Linked DNA regions of Homo sapiens: region 1 is linked to region 2. A link is a contact called in ENCODE Hi-C or POLR2A ChIA-PET data. All regions are on one chromosome and are shown on one strand. The core of a region is the stretch at or near the end of the contact, and the rest is flanking DNA. Distances in the headings are between cores, read along the strand shown.

Region 1 (5,208 bases), core at 935-3,434, 2.3 Mb before region 2:
CATGAGACAGGGGAGAAGAGACATGAGGAAGAAGACACTTAGGGCTCCTAGCCTAGCAATAGTCCCCAGACCATTGCAGGACATATGGACACATGTGTGTGTGCCAGAGCCTTCTCCTCCCCGTCCTGTTCCCTAAAATGTCAGTCTTCTTGGCTACCACCATCTAAGTCCAGGCAGGTGCTACCAAGCTGTCCAGCTCACAGGGGTAAGTTTGGGTAGGAAGAAAACGCCACCTCCCCTTTCAGTCCTTTCAATGAGTCCTCTCTGGGCCTGCACTCATCATATTCTTTGGGCTAATGGCTAATAATGAACAGTTTCAGAAAAGGTTCCTCGATACACACACAGGCACACATATACATGTACACATCCCTGGGCACAAATGTACATGTCCTTATAAGCACATAATCAAACACAAGTGGCATTCCCTATATCTACACTATGGGTACAGGAGCCCTCACACATACACATCTATACACTCACAGGTTTGCTAACAGGCACCCTCAACCATGCATTCTCTTGCACTCCCACAACACACCTGTGTTCATATGTTCACATACATACATTTACCCATTCATTCACCCCAAGTACAGATCAACACACTAACACTCATTTAAACACACAATGTACATTAAGTGCCTGCAAGTACACACATGCACTCACAAGGAGAAACACATATGGAGCTGACTCTTGCATGAGCTCCTTCAAAAACTGGAGCTAAGGCTCTTACCCCAGATTCAGGTCAAAGTCATGACACATATGTCTGCTGACTTCTTTTAGCTAACTTTAATGTGGGAAACTCACTTCCTCTCTGTTTAGCCTTGGAATCAGTGGTGGATCCTGAATATCTGAAAGCAACATGCCGGTCTGGCTAGCTAATAGTCACGGCCACCAGCATACCCGTAAGCTTGACTGGTTCTCGCTGAAACCTCCAGATTGGCAGGGCTTAATTTTTAGGAAAGAGGAACTAGGAGCTTTAATTTTTAGGAAAGACAGTGAGGCCTAGAAAGGAAGAATAACTTGCCTGAACTTACACAGCAGGTAAGGAACTTTAACAGGACTAGAATCTGGGCTCTGAGACTCGGGGGACTCACTGTCCTGCTGCTTGAGGAGGGCCTGGAAACCAGTCACCAAGCTGGCCCCTGAGGCTGGCCTGATCCCCCCGAGGTGCCAAGGCCTCACCATAGCAGACAAGGCGGGTCGTCTCTCGGCTGGCCAGGGGTATGTTGCACAGGCGGCAATTGGGGTTGTAGTCGCTATCTTGGAGCCATTGCAGGTAGGACTGGACGATGCACTGGAGTGGGAGAGAGATGTCACAACTGGTGCTGGGGCTGCTCGGCCTATCACCCCAAGGTCCGACTGTCTCTTTTTCTCTAGCCACAGAGGAGACTCATCCTTTCGTTTGTTTAATCAATAAATATTTATTGAGCACATACTGTGCACCAGACTCTCTCTTGGGAACGGGGGATATATCAGTGAACAAAATAAATCAAGTCCTTGCCCTTGTGGGGCTTACATTCTAGCGCGGGGCCCCTCATGGATTTGGAGGAAGCCAATACCGCCTTGCCCACCCAGTGCCCTGCTCAGTCGCTCCCCTGAAGGCCCCACCTTGGCGTGATTGGCTACCAGGCAGTGCTCGCAGACGTTGACCCGATGTTCGAAGCAGAACAGGTTGGTCACCTTTCTCTTGGGGCACTTACAAAGCCCCATGATCGATCCTGGGAAAGGGGCATGAGTTGGTAGGAAGTCAGGTTCTGGTGGCCACCACTACGCTCTCACCAGCCCAGTTTCCACTCTTAACTCCCCCAGACACCTCTCATATTCGCCCCGATCTCAGATTCCTGCCCACTGTCCCTCCTTATGCGGAGAAACACCCCCTGCATAAATCCCGCCTCCGGCGACCCCTCAATCCTTCTGGATCCCGCCCCCGGCCAGGCCCCTCCATCAGAGGCTCCCCGATACTACCGGCCCCGCCCCCAAGACCTCTCCTGAGCCCCACCCCCTCCAAGTCCCGCCCCTTCTCTACAGACCCCAGTCTCTGTGTTTACTGATCGGCCGCTGCACTGGTTCCGAAGGGCGGTAGCGATGGCTCGAGGCGCGGAAGGGCAGGGACCACTCTCCCCAGGGCTCCTGCGCCTCTCCCTTCAGCCCCGGCCGCCCCGATTATCCCTCCGCTGCCACGTCTCTTCCGGGTGCGGCGCGCGCTGATGACGCCATCGCGCCCCTGGGCCACGCCTCCGCTGCCGCTAGAGGTGAAGACGGGTGGAAAAGACTCGGGGTTCCGAGGGCCGCAGACCGCTAGCCCTACGTCACTTCCGCTTCCTTTCCCGCAGGGCGGGTAATTCGAACGTTTTTTGCAGCGAGTGGCCTTCCCGGTTGGCGCGCGCCCGGGGCGGCGGCGCTGGAGGAGCTCGAGACGGAGCCTAAGTTATGTCTGGGAGGCGAACGCGGTCCGGAGGAGCCGCTCAGCGCTCCGGTGAGCGGAGGGCGCGCGGGAGACGTGAGGTCGAGCCGTTTGGGGGACGCAGTCCGGTGAAAGATGGCCTCTTCCCTCCCGCTGCCGCCGCCGGAGGAGGCGCCCTTAAAAGGGCTTGTTTGGGAATCTTCTCGCTGTCTCTAGAACCTGTTCTCTGGACTCTAAGGTCTAGAGTCCTCCTCTACCACTTAACTTTTTTCTCTTTCCAGGGCCAAGGGCCCCATCTCCTACTAAGCCTCTGCGGAGGTCCCAGCGGAAATCAGGCTCTGAACTCCCGAGCATCCTCCCTGAAATCTGGCCGAAGGTGAGCCCCAGATTTCTCACTTCCTCCCCTTGTGGCCCCTCACCTAATGTTGAGCTCACGTTCATCCCTCTTCTCCAGACACCCAGTGCGGCTGCAGTCAGAAAGCCCATCGTCTTAAAGAGGATCGTGGCCCATGCTGTAGAGGTAAAGGCTAAGGAGAGTGTTGTGGGTGGTTAGGCGGGCAAAACTGGGGACCAGCTATGTGATCAATTGGTATTGTCCCCCGCAGGTCCCAGCTGTCCAATCACCTCGCAGGAGCCCTAGGGTGAGTTCACTTTCATCTACTTAATTAAGTAGAATCTGGGTCACTCTAGAGCTGGACAGCACACATTGGCTCCTCACATCTGCCCAGGGAGCTGTTTTGCAGTACTGCAAAAACAGTTTGCCTGTGGGCACCTGCATGCATTGCCAGTCTTGATTACTCCCTGAAGACTTAATACACTTAACTTTTTATGCCTTGTGTATTTCTACCATTTTCCTGGAACTTCCTTTAAAAGCTGAGCTATGTCTTAACTCCACGTACTGCCTTTCTAATCCATTATGCCTTCAGCTTTCATGTATGGGTGTTCTGAGATAAGTCATGTGTATGACATTTTTACAGTTTTAGCAGAAGTTATTATCAAAGGATGTTTCATTAATAGACAATCTGAAGACATACTGACTGAGAAATGTGAACTCCTTTGAAGAGCTGATAGGGCTTAGAGTCAACTGGGGAGAAAGACCAATGACAAGTGATAGCAACGTTGTGTACTGGGACTGCAATAAGGAATACTAGATGCTATGATGGTAGCTAACCCAGACCATGTGGCTCAGGGAATGTTTCGTGGAAGAAGAAACATTTGAACTGAGTCTTTAAAGACAAGTAGAGGCCGGGTGCAGTGGCTCACGCTTGTGATCCTAGCATTTTGGGAGGCTGAGGCGGGCAGATCACTTGTGGTCAAGAGTTTAAGACCAGCCTGGCCAACGTGGTGAAACCCTGTGTCTACTAAAAATACAAAATTAGCCAGGCATGGTGGCACGTGCCTATAGTCCCAGCTACTCAGGAGGCTGAGGCAGGAGAATCGCTTAAACCCAGGAGGCGGAGGTTGCAGTGGGCCGAGATCACGCCCCTGCACTCCAGCCTGGGTGACAAAGCGAGACTCCATCTCAAAAAAAAAAAAAAAAAAAAAGACAAGTAGGTTTGTTCCAGGTCAAAGAAGCCATGTTTGCAGAGATTGGGAATTTAAAGAAAAATCAAGGTTCGGGGAATAGCAATTTGTTTAGTGTCTGCAGCAGACCTCAGCAGGGGAGGAAGCACCCTAAGGCAGAGCAGATCCTGATGAGGCACAAAAGCCACACTCATGGCTTGGGCATCATTCTTGGGTCTGTGGGCAGCCTTTGGAGAGTTCTGGGTAAGGTAGTGACCGAGTCAAGTTTGAGTGTTTTAAGAAAGACCCCTCTGGGGGCTGTGGGGAGAATGGTTTTGAGAAGGGCTACCCTGGGGCTCCAAGACCAGTGGAATGACGTGAAGTCCAGGAATTCTGAAGCATGAAGCCAAGGGCGTGAGCTAAAGCCAGGATGATATACAGTACTGGGTTCAGAGGGAATTGCCCCCCAGTGGCCTTCCCTGACCACCCTTACCCTATTGCTGTCACATTTCTCTATGTAATTCTCTTAGGCCTTACCAGTTCTAAAGATAGGGTCTTGTTCTGCCACCCAGGCTGGAGTGCAGTGGCGAGATTTCGGCTCACTGCAGATCTTCCCTCCTCAGCCTCTCAAGTAGCTGGGACTATAGTCACATGCCACCATGCCTGGCTAATTTTTTGATGTTTTCTCTAATTTTTTTTATAGAGATGAGGGTTCACTATGTTGCCCAGGCCGGTCTTGAACTCCTGGGCTCAAGTGATCCTCCCACCTTGGCCTCCTAAAGTGTTGGGATTACAGGCATGAGCCACTGTGCCTGGTCCTTATCAGTTCTTATAGTGTATTTTCTTGCATGTTTGATGTCTTTCTCTCCCCCCTCTAAGAACACAGGCACCTTGAGGGTAGGGACTTCTGCCTTTCCTAGTAGCCACTCATTCTTGTTGATTGACTGAGATTCATGGTACATCGAGCAGGATAAAGTTGCCAGGACCTGGGTGACTGCTTGGCTATAGAGAATGAGGAAGTCGTAGTCAGCAGTGACCACCAATTTGTTCAGCTTCCCTGTGTTTTTTTTTTTTGAGATGGAGTCTCGCACTGTCACCCAGGCTGGAGTGCAGTGGCGCAATCTCGGCTCACTGCAACCTCCGCCTCCCAGGTTCAACCGATTCTCCTGCCTCAGCCTCCCAAGTAGCTGGGCTTACAGGCACCTGCTACCACACCTGGCTAATTTTTTTTGTATTTTCAGTAGAGATGGGGTTTCACTATGTTGGCCAGGCTGGTCTCAAACTCCTGACCTCAGGTGATCCAC
Region 2 (5,773 bases), core at 257-2,756:
ATGTGCTGCAGCTCGTTTTCTCCCAATTACAGCAAGACTGTCAGCCTCACTAGCCATGTCATCATTTCTGGGTGGGAGCGTCGAAGGGCCTAGGCAGCGAGTGGAGAGAGCCCACTGCCCAGTACCAGAACTGAAAGGGTTGGGCTAATGGCTCTGCCAGGTATCACTGCTGACACAGGCTATTTTGGGCTCTGACACACAGCTGCCTCTAGGCAGGGGAGAACCAAGTGTTGCAACACTTCATTAGCGTGGAAACTTCCTTTCACACAGGGGAGCAGGATCCCAGAGGGGGTCCCTGATTGGGGGCAACTTCCAGGACTATCTCAAGCAGTGTTTGGACCTGTTTCATCTGTATCCTCCAACTATTTGGCCGTAATTCTTCCTTGAGCTAAGCGAGGCAGAAGCTCTGCCTGCTTCCAGGAGTGGAAGGTGAAGAATTTGTTCCCAACTCCAGTTGAGGCTTTTGATTCCCTCCAAGCACTTCACCAAATCAAAGCCAGTCACAGAGAATGGAGACACCTGCCCAGAATACCCACCGTCCAGGGAGATTAGTGTGCTTTGTTCTTCCTGACCGAGACTCACAACCACATTCTGAGGTCACTCGAGTGCCCCTGTCTCATACATTCCAAAGGAAGTTGAAGCTATAGAGACAACAGTCAGGGGCTGGTGGTGGTGCTTTTGGGGGTCTAGGAGAGCCCAAGGCCCTGATATTTTAAAATGTCCTCCTCGGCATCTCCAGCAAGTTGCCACTGCTGGTGAGCTTCACTGTCTGCCCCGTTGACACGATGGGTTTCTAGTAGGGGACGCCATTGATGGAAGGTCTGTGAAGACAATGCTCGCCAAACCCCTGACAGATGTCGTATCATTTGACTCAGCAACTCAGGGCGGGGCGGGGTGGGGGAAATTCATAACACAAATTCATTTATTTCACAAATATATGTTGAGTTTTTACCATGTGCCAGGCATAGTACCTGCCGAGTCAAGCCCTCGAGGAAAAAAAGCCCTTAATTAGTCAACGTTCGAGCTCACATTCTAATTCTCAACTTCGTGATTTGTTAATCCATCTTATAGGCGAAGAAAGCGAGGTATAGACAAGGAGCCGAGCTGAAACACTGGCTAGATTCCGGTAGGGGTCTGAGCCATCACTCCCACCTGGAGGCGCGGTCTCCATTCCTCTGAAGCCCTTTGTGCGGCCCCCTTCCTCACTGAGTTCTGGGCTGCGGCGGCAGCACTGTGCTCTAGCACTAACTCTGAAGCTGCCAGGGCAGCGTCAGCGGACAGATGAAAAGGTGCGGGGACATGCTGGCTGCCAGCCGGGGTTCCGCAAGTTCAGGTCTTGGGCGGGGCGTGGAGGGCCAGGCCCCGCCCCTCGAACGACGGCCTTAAGTGTGCGCACGCGCAGGGGGCCGCGCTTTCTCCGGGCGGCGGCACCGCCCACAGCCTGGGACGTCAGCGGCGCGCGACGTGCTTTGCTGTATAAATGCGGTGGCGCCCGGCGTAGGGACACTTCGGTCCTGAGCGCTTGGGAGTTAGGTTGTTTGCCGGCGTAGCGGCCAGCGCCTGAGCCCGCCCTTGATCTTCGCTGTGGCATGGCGGACGAGGGGAAGTCGTACAGCGGTAAGTGCTGGTCTTCGGGTCGGGAACTGGCTATCTGGGGCGCGGGTGGGCGGCGCCGGCCTAGGCCTCAGCCCCCGGGGCGTGAGGCCGCTAGGGGCCCGGCGTCCGCGGGGAGCGGCGCGCGGGGGGCCGGGCACTCGAGGTGGACACCCGAGTTGTTGACTCCTGGATTCCTGCTGGCATCCTGGTGTTGGGGGACCTGCGGCTCGGAGCGGATGGCTCGGGGGTAGGGTGACGGGATTCCTTTGAACTTTGTGGGTGGTTGATGCCTGTCAGTTAGGTTTGGCGGCCTGACTCTTCCTTTAATGTGAGTGAGTGCCCTGCTCGTGGGCTGCCCTGATGCCCTATTTTTTACTGCGTCCAGTCGGTCTTGAACTCTCGGGCCTGGGCTTTGGCTTAATATTCGAGACTTACACATCAACTGGATATTCTAGTCTGAACACTACACTGGGTGTTAGTTCTTTGTAGTAAGTTAGGAGTGCGTGGTGGAGGTTGAAACCGTGAATTTAAAACTCTCGTTTTCCACCCCCTTAATGTGGAATAACAACAGCATTTCTTAAGAGTGTGTGTGGGGAGGGGAAATGAGATCATTCCTATCAAGTGCCTGAAGCATAGTGGCCGGCACTGGAGAAAGTTCTCAGTGAATGTTAGCTGCGCCTTCTATGTTCTTTTTTCCTAGGGTCATTTGTTGAGATTCATTGTTTACAGAGTGCTGGGTATTAGGCAGACCTCTTTTGGGAGTTAGGGACCTTTTTTAAGACGCCAGTCCTACACAGCATGAATCAGAAGGTCATCTTCCTGGAGAGCATTCCAGGGTCCCTGGTTAAGCACCCTAGCCTGGCACTGCCACTAGAGCCTGAGTCTAGAATTTGTCTCCTGAGTTAAAGGACATTTCTGGCCATGGAAACGAAGAGCTCCTCACAAAACTTCAAAGTGGCAGTTTGAGAACAAGGAGAATTTTTAGAGGATCCTTAAACTGGTCATATTTGTAACTGGCGTCTGCACTGTATAGACAAAGTACTGAGTGGCAGATTTCAGGTGGCTTTCAGAGGTCTGATTTGTGTTCAGTTACACTTTTGGGTCTCACATTTCTACATCCTGCTTCTCTCTAATTCCAGTTTCTACTTCATTTTTCAAAAGCCCTACACAGTTTTCCAGTAACTTTTCCCTGATGCTGCCCTCCCACAGAGAGGGTTCTTTCCTGTGGATAGGGAGCGGAGTTTGCATGGAGATGGCCTCTGTCGTTAGTATGTATCTCTTCCAATAGTTCAGAGTACTAGAAGCTATGATTGCCACACCAAACCGGACCAGTTACTTACTTCTAATTTGTGTTCCTGTTTCTAACTCTAGAACACGATGATGAACGCGTTAATTTCCCTCAAAGAAAGAAGAAAGGCCGGGGTCCCTTCCGGTGGAAATATGGTGAAGGAAACCGTAGGTCTGGAAGAGGCGGTTCTGGTATTCGGTCTTCCCGCCTTGAGGAAGATGATGGAGATGTGGCAATGAGTGATGCCCAGGATGGTCCCCGAGTACGATAGTGAGTGACCAGTTGGTCTGGTTTGAATTTAGTGGCTCATGAGATTATATGGCCCTTTTACTGTCCATGTCATTTCCTTTCCCACCTGTTAGAGTGAGAAATGCCAGGACTAGCTTAGTGATTAAACAGTCTTAGTTGTAGTCCCACTAACAGTGCAGGAAGGCCTTTGAGAAGACTTTCCTAGCATTTGTGGTCATTTTATTCTCTGCTTACCCACAGCAACCCCTATACCACCCGACCTAACCGTCGGGGTGATACTTGGCATGATCGAGATCGCATTCATGTTACTGTGCGGAGAGACAGAGCTCCTCCAGAGAGAGGAGGGGCTGGCACCAGCCAGGATGGGACCTCAAAGAACTGGTTCAAGATTACAGTGAGTACTTTGAGAAAGTAGATGGTACAGTAGAGATAGGAGGCCACGCTGAGAGTGGAGATGTTTAATTTTATTCCACAAAAATTATTATTATTATTTTTTTTAAATGGAGTCTTGCTCTGTCACCCAGGCTGGAGTACAGTGGCGTGATCTCGGCTCACTGCAGCCTCCGCCTCCCGGGTTCAAGCTATTCTGCCTCAGTCTCCCGAGTAGCTGGGACTACAGACACCCACCACCACGCCCGGCTAATTTTTGTATTTTTAGTAGAGACGGGGTTTCACTGTATTGGCCAGGCTGGTCTCGAACTCCTGACGTCATGATCTGCCCGCCTTGGCCCCCCAAAGTGCTGGGATTATAGGCATGAGCCACCGCACCCAGCCCAAAAATTCTCCTTGTCATCTGATTACTCCACACTCAAGTATCTATCTTTTCTCCTAGGAATCAGTATCTTCCAACACCTTAGAGCAGGTTCAGAGAAGGGGTGGAAGAGAAATATGAAAATTTTGGTTGGGGGAGGGAGTAATTCCTCTGGATGTCTTCATTTGGCTCAGGCTGAGTGTGGGGCTTGGAGTCCCTGGAGTGCCCTGGAGTTCTCTGAGGGGCAGGCAAGGTGTAAATAATATCTTGGAACTTTTAGAATAAATAAAATTGATTTTTTTTTGAGAGATTATAAGTGTAAATGGGCTGGGTACAGTGGCTCATGCCTGTAATCCCAGCACTTTGAGAGGCCGAGGTGGAGGATCACTTGAGGCTGGGAGTTCAAGACCAGTCTGGGAAATACAGCAAGACCCCTTCTCTACAGAAAATTTTAAAATTAGCCGGGCATGGTAGTACATGCCTGTAGTCCTAGCTACTCCAGAAAGCTGAGACAGGAGGATCGCTTGAGCCTAGGAAATGAAGGCTGCAGTGAGCTATGATCGCACCACTGCACTCCAGCCTGAGTGACAGAGTGAGGCCCTGTTACTAAGAAAAAATAGTAAGTGTAAGTAGACAGAAAGGAGTTAAAGAATCTATGTGTATCTCAAGTAGAAAACCTAGTACTGGTCCTTTCTTTAGATAGTCTTTAAAAGTTTGGTAGAAGGTATAAAAGGCATTGTATTGGGTCTGCTATTCAGCCTTACTTATCATTCCCTTCTTTTCTCTTTCTCTCATTTCTAGATTCCTTATGGCAGAAAGTATGACAAGGCATGGCTCCTGAGCATGATTCAGAGCAAGTGCAGTGTGCCCTTCACCCCTATTGAGGTAAGACAAGGCCTGAGTGGCTGGCTGGCCAGGCACCAGGGATGGTGAAGGGGCAAGCTGGACTCCCAGCGTAATGCCCCTCCCCAAGGGCTCTGGACTCCCAGTGTAATGCTCCTGTTTCCTCTTGTAGTTTCACTATGAGAATACACGGGCCCAGTTCTTCGTTGAAGACGCCAGTACTGCCTCTGCATTGAAGGCTGTCAACTATAAGATTTTGGATCGGGAGAACCGAAGGGTGTGTTTAAAGGGCCTGGCTTGGCTGGAGGTGGAGGTTGGTGCTCAGAGCAGGGACTGGGTCTTGTTCTTGCGGCTTAGGCTTCCCTAGAGTTTTCTGTGCCCTCTGTGTCTTCCCTCCAGATATCTATCATCATCAACTCTTCTGCTCCACCCCACACTATACTGAATGAACTGAAGCCAGAACAAGTAGAACAGCTAAAGGTGAGGCAGGCTCAAATTAGATGTTTCCAACCCAGTCTTACTACTTCTCACACCCCCACCCCCCACACACAAACCCAGTGACCACTAAACCCTTCTTTTTCCTCTAGCTGATCATGAGCAAACGATACGATGGCTCCCAACAAGCCCTTGACCTCAAAGGCCTCCGTTCAGACCCAGGTATGGTTGACAGCAGTAGTTCTCAGATAGGTGGTGATAAGGTGGGATCTGTCAGGGAGGGAAAGTTTGAGGATGTTTTACTGCTAATGCTGGCATGGGCAAACCCTCTCAGTCTTCCCTTTCCTTCCCTTCTGCTTCCTGAAGATTTGGTGGCCCAGAACATTGACGTTGTCCTGAATCGCAGAAGCTGTATGGCAGCTACCCTGAGGATCATTGAAGAGAACATCCCTGAGGTAAGGCCTTTGGCCCAGTATTAGGCATGAGGAAGCAGGGTGTGTTAGATAGGAAGTGGCTGGAGGGCAGATTCGTCTCTGATCCACTTGCTGGTGGTGCCTCCTCTAAACTCTTCTCTCCTCACAGCTATTGTCCTTGAACTTGAGCAACAACAG

Evidence for each region. A loop is a pair of places that touch in the nucleus more often than their neighbours do. ChIA-PET counts read pairs that join two places held with the same protein, here RNA polymerase II (POLR2A). Pooled maps may share reads with other maps.
Region 1: a pooled map shows a loop between it and region 2 (9-fold over the local background). The contact joins the promoter of ZFPL1 here to the promoter of NXF1 in region 2. A Hi-C loop is called at or near these places in 1 of 168 maps with a recorded cell type or tissue (naive thymus-derived CD4-positive, alpha-beta T cell) and 1 of 50 pooled maps. POLR2A ChIA-PET finds 5 or more read pairs at or near these places in 1 of 52 experiments (activated T-cell).

What each region holds. Positions count from the first base shown.
Region 1 is chr11:65,081,198-65,086,405 of GRCh38, reverse strand. ZFPL1 (zinc finger protein like 1) reads right to left here and starts at 2,184. Exons shown (of 8, transcript NM_006782.4): 1 at 2,028-2,184; 2 at 1,606-1,715; 3 at 1,180-1,291. The coding sequence starts at 1,707. CDCA5 (cell division cycle associated 5) reads left to right here and starts at 2,366. Exons shown (of 6, transcript NM_080668.4): 1 at 2,366-2,473; 2 at 2,683-2,777; 3 at 2,856-2,921; 4 at 3,007-3,042. The coding sequence starts at 2,428. RefSeq lists enhancers at 881-1,465, 2,055-2,324, 2,405-2,634.
Region 2 is chr11:62,801,173-62,806,945 of GRCh38, reverse strand. It overlaps NXF1 (nuclear RNA export factor 1), which reads left to right and starts at 1,506. Exons shown (of 21, transcript NM_006362.5): 1 at 1,506-1,617; 2 at 2,968-3,154; 3 at 3,374-3,527; 4 at 4,686-4,769; 5 at 4,900-5,004; 6 at 5,127-5,207; 7 at 5,315-5,384; 8 at 5,529-5,617; 9 at 5,745-5,773. The coding sequence starts at 1,590. STX5 (syntaxin 5) reads left to right here. Exons shown (of 11, transcript NM_003164.5): 11 at 1-86. RefSeq lists enhancers at 988-1,037, 1,058-1,247, 1,214-1,713.